3 separate regions of the Mus musculus genome follow, and all the other regions are linked to region 2. A link is a loop called in an ENCODE intact Hi-C map of the cell type or tissue named here. Cell type or tissue: gastrocnemius. All regions are shown on one strand.

Evidence for each region. Hi-C counts contacts between places; a loop is a spot of excess contacts. Peaks named below come from ENCODE experiments on the same cell type or tissue, not always from the same donor. Only the 100,000 strongest peaks of a DNase experiment are listed, where the experiment ranks them.
Region 1: a loop joins it to region 2, with 3 times the contacts of the local background. A loop is called at or near these places in 22 of 42 quality-filtered maps.
Region 3: a loop joins it to region 2, with 2.0 times the contacts of the local background. A loop is called at or near these places in 8 of 42 quality-filtered maps.

Annotation. Positions count from the first base shown.
Region 1 is chr19:32,168,943-32,171,442 of GRCm38, reverse strand. All of the region lies in intron 5 of Sgms1 (sphingomyelin synthase 1), which reads left to right. Among named protein-coding and RNA genes, the nearest start is that of Asah2, 67 kb to the right of the region's middle. In gastrocnemius, a CTCF peak has its summit at 1,112 (motif pointing left); DNase peaks (open chromatin) are centred at 1,087 and 1,361; H3K4me3 peaks cover 997 bases; H3K27ac peaks cover 1,874 bases.
Region 2 is chr19:32,319,245-32,321,744 of GRCm38, reverse strand. The region is part of intron 2 of Sgms1 (sphingomyelin synthase 1); the gene reads left to right. Among named protein-coding and RNA genes, the nearest start is that of Sgms1, 68 kb to the left of the region's middle. In gastrocnemius, a CTCF peak has its summit at 1,216 (motif pointing right); a DNase peak (open chromatin) is centred at 1,224; H3K27ac peaks cover 2,187 bases.
Region 3 is chr19:32,209,671-32,212,170 of GRCm38, reverse strand. All of the region lies in intron 5 of Sgms1 (sphingomyelin synthase 1), which reads left to right. Among named protein-coding and RNA genes, the nearest start is that of Asah2, 110 kb to the right of the region's middle. In gastrocnemius, a CTCF peak has its summit at 1,256; DNase peaks (open chromatin) are centred at 1,204, 1,433 and 1,872; H3K4me3 peaks cover 2,001 bases; H3K27ac peaks cover 2,500 bases.

The DNA.
Region 1 (2,500 bases), 150 kb after region 2:
TTGATGGTCTCATTTCATTGTACTGAGATAAAGCTTACTAAAGTTTTATACACGACAAGGATGAATTTCCAATGAACCTCTTAGGGCTAATCTCTCTAGGAAATGATGGTCTCTGTCATTTAGGCTTTTTATACTTCCTTGGGGTCCTAGAAATGGTCTTGTGAGATTGCAGGATAGCTCGGCTATATAACAAGAACTGTATTGCTAATGACATGTACGTTAAAATCATAAAGGGACTGGGAAGAGAGTGTCAGTTGATGGCCCAGGAAACAGAGCTTGTAAGTCTTGCAGTTTTACTACCTGGTTGAACTCCTGTTGGGGAGGAATGAACACTCCGTGTCCTTTAAAACCTGGTGGCTTAAGATATAAGATACAATTTCCTAAACACATGAAACTCAAGAAAAATGAAGACTGAAGTGTGAACACTATGCCCCTCCTTAGAAGTGGGAACAAAACACCCTTGGAAGGAGTTACAGAGACAAAGTTTGGAGCTGAGATAAAAGGATGGACCATGTAGACACTAGCATATCCGGGGATCCATCCCATAATCAGCTTCCAAATGCTGACACCATTGCATACACTAGCAAGATTATGCTGAAAGGACCCTGATATAGCTGTCTCTTGTCAGAGTATGCCTGGGCCTAGCAAACATAGAAGTGGATGCTCACAGTCTGCTATTGGATGGATCACATGGCCCCCAATGAAGGAGCTAGAGAAAGTACCAAAGAAGCTAAAGGGATCTGCAACCCTATAGGTGGAACAACATTATGAACTAACCAGTACCCCGGAGCTCTTGACTCTAGCTGCATATGCATCAAAAGATGGCCTAGTCGGCCATCACTGGAAAGAGAGGCCCATTGGACACGCAAACTTTATATGCCCCAGTACAGGGGAACGCCAGGGCCATAAAAGGGGAGTGGGTGGGTAAGGGAGAGGGGGTGGGTGGCTATGGGGGACTTTTGGTATAGCATTGCAAATGTAAATGAGCGAAATACCTAATAAAAAATGGAAAAAAAAAAAAAAAAAAAAAAACCTGGTGGCTCCTGGGGCAGCCTGTCATCTCATTACTGCTATGCTGCCCCCTGGTGGCTCATACCTTAGCTCAAAGGCAGTCTCTTGGCAACCTGATTTCTGTGCTGTGGGGAGACTTTGCATCATGCGAAAGGATCTCAGCTGAACTTGGAGCTTATTTGTCTCTGTTTTTGTTTCTAAAAACTGTTAAAAAGGGGTTCAGAAAAATGGGCATTAGATGGTTTTGATTTCCAGATTTTAGAACCAAAGAGTCCCAGCTAATAGGAGAGAACCAATGAATGGTTGCTTATTTTTAGGAGTTGGCACACTTGCTGCCTGGAAAGGCCCCAGAGCTGGTGCTGTGTAGGTGTGCAGAGGGAGAGGTCTGTTCTTGCTTTCCCTGAAGTCCTTCATCCCGTTTGACCACGAAGTGAAGAGGAGGGGCAAGCTGGACACGGTGCTTCCGTGGTGCCATGGGTGCCCACAGCATGCCCTGAAGAGCCGTTCATTCAGAAGTCCCCTTAAATGGTCCCTGGTCTGTAAATAGTTTGAGCTTAACTAGCTATCAAAGAAGCACGAGAAGGGTATTTTGGGAGAGATGCTTAAGCTTGATTTCTTCTATCTGGGCCTGTGAGCTGCTGCTAATTTTAAACCTGGTGTCAGTCCCCAGGGTCATGTTCCCTAAATGAGGTTCTTTGTTGGCTTCCGTGGGTCAAGTTAAGTGTGGTGTGGTAGACTTTCCTCAGTGAAATGGAAGAGTTTCAAATAACCAACCAGTAGGTATTTTTGTTCCTCAGTAGACTAGGGAAACTTACTTTGTACACATAGGATATAAAGGATTTTATATTAATTAGAAAATTATTCTCCGCCTGCCTGCATCACCTTTTGACACATGGTAGTCTTCAGCAGAAAGAGTCAAAGTGTGCTTTGAGATAGCTGCTTTTACTGTTTGTGGCAAATGAGCTAATTATGGCACCAGATTTCCAAAGTTCATAGGTCATTTACAGCCATACTTCAGAGTCAAAACAATATATTTGAAGAAAGAAACGTTCTTTAAAGAAAAGTATTTTATAAATCAAACATTTAATCTCTAAGGACATTTTGATATTGTGTGAGAGAAGGTGGGGGGAGGATATATTTGACATCACCTTAGGGAATCCAGAGGGATCCTTATCGGATGGAAGATAATTGTTAATTACCTGTAACATTATTCTCACTGTTTATCCCTCATTGAAGGGGCACCACTGCCTGTTACAGGGTAGCAGTAGGATGTAAGCTCACAGCTTGGCTTGTGGATGTCGGTAACACAGAGCGAGTGTGAATGTTCTGATTGTGGTACAGGAGGGGTCAAGGCAGGGCCTGAATGTTGACTGGAGTGATGTGGAGGAAAACACAACCAAGTTGACAACAGGATGGATCATTGTCTGTTTTTTTTCTTTGTTCTTTCCTTAATATGAAATAATAGTGACGTATGATGCTAGTTCAGCTG
Region 2 (2,500 bases):
TACCGCATTAGACTCTGAGCTTTAGGAGTAGGTAGACCATGACTCACTCACTGAATTTTAAGTTAGTAACTTGGGTGATTCTCAGCAAATATCTAGAGGCATTGCAATTAAAAACTCAAGAGTTGATGTCTGTGAGGTTCCTGCTGATTTGAGCTCTTTCCTTGCCTTGGAAGCATTGACTTTTGTCCTGTTGCTTCTTATCTGATATATGGAAGGCTGGGGATTCTAGGAAGGAAAGATGTTGGTGGTATGTCCTTTGCGGCTCCATGTTGTAAGATTGTTTTGTTTTTCTATTTAGCTAGAGATATCCAAGACTGTTATCTGCATTAACATTCTGTGCTCTAACTACATTTAGTGAGAAGAAGATGTGAACATACTGACGTGGATGGGTCTCTCGGTCTCTGTCTCTGTGTGTGTGTGTGTGTGTGTGTGTGTGTGTGTGTGCGCAGCTCTTTGGCTTTGCATCTTGCCAGCTACAGGGTGGGTGCCTCCATAGCATTTGGATATGTAACCTATACTTCAATCATAACAATAAAGAGATTCTTAGCAACCATTACCACTAAGGTTTTCATTAGCTTGGGCTTCTTTTTCTGAACTGTGAGTCTATTAGGATTTTGGTGTGTCTCACCATGGTCTCTATAGACCAGAAAAGCCTATTATGTGTATTTGCTGATGCTGGGTTATTTGAATCTCCATCTATTTGTCCCTGGCAAGGGAATGTTATTACTGCTCTGGTTTTTGTTTCTTAAATGTAGCTAGCATCAAGGCTTATTTGTTTTCTTTATCAGAACCTTTAATTGGGTTTATTTCTGCTGGTAGCTGGTATTGGTGCCTAAGGCAATATAGCTGGGGACTAGTGTCTCTCTGTCTGCCTGCCTGCCTGTCTGTCTGTTACTTTTGTAGGCACTCAATTCATACTAGGCAAACACTTGCTCAGTCAGTCATTGAGTTACATCTCCAGCCTTGTGTTGTTGTTAAGTCAGTTTTCCTGTGGAGTACAGGCTTGTGTTAAATTCTTTATTCTCCACCTTCTATCTCTCAAATCCTGGCATTACCAGCAGGAGCTACCACACCCTGCAAAAAGTTCCTCCGGAAGGAATCAAGTCTGATGTCTGTCCAGATGTATGGTCATAAGGTGAGCTGATGTTTGCCCTAAGGTGTGATGCAGTCTACCTTCTGAATCATCAGTGTAAGCTGTGATATCAGATGTGGCAGCAGGTGGCGCTTGGGGGTGGTGACAACTGGTGACTGTTGTTGCAACTGGCCTCACTGTGCGCCTGCTTCACTGAGCTTTAGAGAATGGTTTGCTTTCGCTGCTGTGAGCACAGCTGACAGGTAATAAATACAAGGGCTTCCAGGTGGAGCTTCAGTAGCTCACAGTTAGATGGAATTCAGTGGTGGTTTGCTTTCGTCTGTCCAGATGACCACGAATACAGGAGACCTGCTACAAGAACAGGAAATGTAAGCCTTGTAGTGAGTCCCGTGAAGGTAACACAGCAGCGAGCTCATGCCTTAGACCCATTAACTCTCATCATTGATCCAGACATCAAAAGCAATGATCCAGGGGCATAACGTGGAGCTTCTCCATCTGCCTTTCTCTGTTGAGGTCATTTCAGTGTCCAGCAAGCTAAATATTTGTAGTTTGTGAAACGGAAGATCAAAGAGGCATAGCTTGAGGTGAAAGTAGCTCCAGCTCCCCGAGTAGGAGTGATCATCAAATAATTATTTCCATGTGTTGAATTTTCACTCGTTGGCTACTGATTCATTTCAAATACATGGGAGGAACTCTATCTCCATGTTTAATTAATAGAGCAAGTATGTAAACATCACTAAACTTGGTTCTGTCTTCCAGATAAGATTCCTGAGTCATACAAAGGACAAATAGCTTGACCAAGGCCGTGTGGTTAACCAGTCAATGACTTAAGTCTTGCTGGCTCAGTCCAGTTCCAGGACATTTCGTCATCAGTTAGAATACTCTTTTAAGTGGATTGTGAAACCTCAGCAAGCAAGGTTAATGGGGGCTTTATTGAGGACAAGGGTAATTGGGCTTCATTGAAGAATACTTAATGAGGGCTTCTGTGCGTTCCAGCTGTGTGTGTTTTACTTTCTGTCAAATGCTTCTAGTATGTGGCTAGCACAGCTCGACTGAGTGTGGCCATTGCTGACTTGCAGGCCATTAGATTTTACAAGCTGTGAAACACAAGGGGCCTTGAATAGGAGAAGCTATTCAACATTTGCTCCCGGTGGCAGTTGTTAAAGAGTTGAGTTAGGACTCCAAACACAACATGGAAATCAGTATTGATACCAAGTGTAAGTCATCTGGCTATGTGGAGGCTGCAACAAATTATCATGAACTCAGCAGCTTAAGCATCACGAGTTTGCTTTTTGACAGTTCTGAGGGCCTGAAGTCTATCTAGTACTGGCTTTAATGGTCTGAAGTGAAGGTGTGGGTAGGGCTGCCCCTCCCTCTCTGCAGGGTCTAGGAGAATCTGCTCTTTTC
Region 3 (2,500 bases), 110 kb after region 2:
CACAGTAATAACCAATAAAACACCTTTCTTCCCGTCAGAAACTCCGCCGGTATTAGTGATTAATTTGCATTTAATAGATCAGGACCCAGGGAATTGAGAGTTCTGCAGTCTCCTACAATTTGTCAAATTTCAACTGTTTAAAGTTTCTTTTAAACGTTTTTATTAAAGTATGATGTTTAAGCCACAATATCTAGAATGTTTAATTTATTCATGTTTAAGTGTATTTAATTTTGTCCTAAATAAAATCACTCCTTTAAGATTCTTTTTTTTCCTAGTAGTCCTTTTGTTTTAATTATATAATATCAAGTGCAAGAAACTTAAACTATACGCCTAAGTTTCTCCTGATTTAAGAGGCTCAGAACATACAACACCAACAACTGTTTCAGCTCTAAAAGTCCATGTACTTTTAGTATAAAAAATGTTTAATTAAAAGCCAGTTTATTCACTTAAGATTTCCTTCCTTTTCAGTTCAGGGGGTGGGACCCCTGGTGTATGTATGTTAAGCCAGGATTCCTCACATAGCCACATTTAGCCCTGCCTTCCCCTTAAAAAACAAAACAAAAACTAACCAAACAAAAACCTCTTTAAACATTTGAGTCAGAGTCTTCCTAGATTGCCCAGGCAGGCCTCCTGCTCCTACCTCTGGACTAACTGGGATTACAGGTCTCTGTCACCAAGCTCTGCCCAGTCTATGGCTGTCTACAACTGAGGACTTCCAGATTCAAGACTCAGCTTGTCTGAGTATCTGCTCTGAGGAGCACAGTACCAAGTGCCTTGCATGGAGGGTCACCTATAATCTGGCCACCTCTGTTCCAGGGCTCATTGCAGTTCATTAAGTTGCTGGTCAGCTCTCAAGGCTGCTTTGAAGGAGGTCTCAGAGCGCTTTGCATCCAGTACAGCCTCACCTCGGGAATTTGTACCAGCAGAAACCCACTAATCCTGGCTTCAGGAAAGTTTCTCAAACTTTAGAACTGCTCGAGTTCTTAAAAGCTTAGACTGGGGTGGGGGCTGTGGAAGGCTGCTAAACTCGTCCTAAATCAAGAATGGAAGGTTCCGCCTTAACCAACAGTGAAGGCGCTTATTGGTTAGGCTTGCGCGGGGCCTGACTCACTTCATTAGCTGTAGCAGAGGGCCACGCCCTACATTCCAAAAACCCTGTGCAGCCTGAGGCGCGCGGGCCGTGCTCCTGTAGTCCCTTGAGCTCCGTGTCCTCTGCGTCTGGCTGTGCTTCCCAGAGGCGGCCTGTGGGGACCGCTGGCCACTCCCAACCGCTGGCCAGCTGCACGCAGAGACCCGCGTAAACTTGTCAGGAACTTTCCAGGAGGCTGCCTTTGGGAGGAGAGGTACGTGTGGCTCTTTGTGGGAAGGCAGTTCGTTAAGATTTTCTCCAGGGTGATGCGTTGTAGCAGCGCCAGATGGTGGGACTCCAGGAAAAGTAGGCAAGGAGCAAGCCGTGCTTGGCTTCCACAGAGCGCTCTGTGATCACCAGTGGGATTTCCTCCGCCAAGCGATGTCAAGGGAATGACTCACTAGATGGGCTTCAGTGCTAAACTAGATACTGCCTAGTGGCAATGCGGTTGCTGGGACTGTGTGGTTCTGAATCGGTAGGGCAGGCAAGGCAGGCAAATCAACAAATGCGCCAAATTCGGTGTGATGCTACTAGCCCTGAAGTTCCAAGTGTATAATCTACAACCCGCATACAAGTGGTTTCAGTTTGAGGTTGTCGGACTTCCCTAGAGTTGGTTTTTGAAAGGTGAAACTGTATTTACGGCTTGGGTACTGAGATTTTTAGGAGTACATGCCTTCTCCAAACTCACCTCTCCATAAGGTCTTCCAGCCAAAACATCTCGGAGAAGCTGGTGACTGAGCTCCGTACAGGGTGCCAGGAGGAAGCACGTGCTGCCAGTGTTTTCTAGACAGTGTTTATTCTGCAGGCTGCTGCTTCTCTTAGTGCTACAAGGTGATTGCCCTAGTGAAAATAATCAAGAATGCATGAGGGTTGCTTTTGTCTTTTTTTTTTTTTTTCCTTTCTTTTGCTGTGTGTTATTACTTGAGTTGTCCCCAACAGAAATCTGAGCGGTTTTCATGAATGGGGCAAATTTTCATTCTACTTGTAGCCTCTTTGAGTCACTTTGTGTGTTCCTGGGGATACATCCCAAGGTCTCCACTGTGATGCATCCCGCCAGTTAAGCTAAATCTCAAATTCTTGGTCATGTCGGTTTTAAATTTATGTAAAAACAAAGTTGGTAAGCGTCTTTAAAAACTCTGGGCAGCAAATTTATTTGTATTGTACACATTGATTTTTATTTTATTTCTTGGTGGTGGCTGTTGGATCTAGGGCCTCTCATGGAGCTAGATCTCTCAGCCTCCAGGTTACAAGGAAATTTCTTGCCTTGCCGAGGCTTGGGAAGGTGGTGGGCTGGAAAATATCTTTTGATTTTTTTTTTTAAGGAAATATACAAACCGACAGAGATGCTATCGGAAGTGGAGTTAGTGTGTA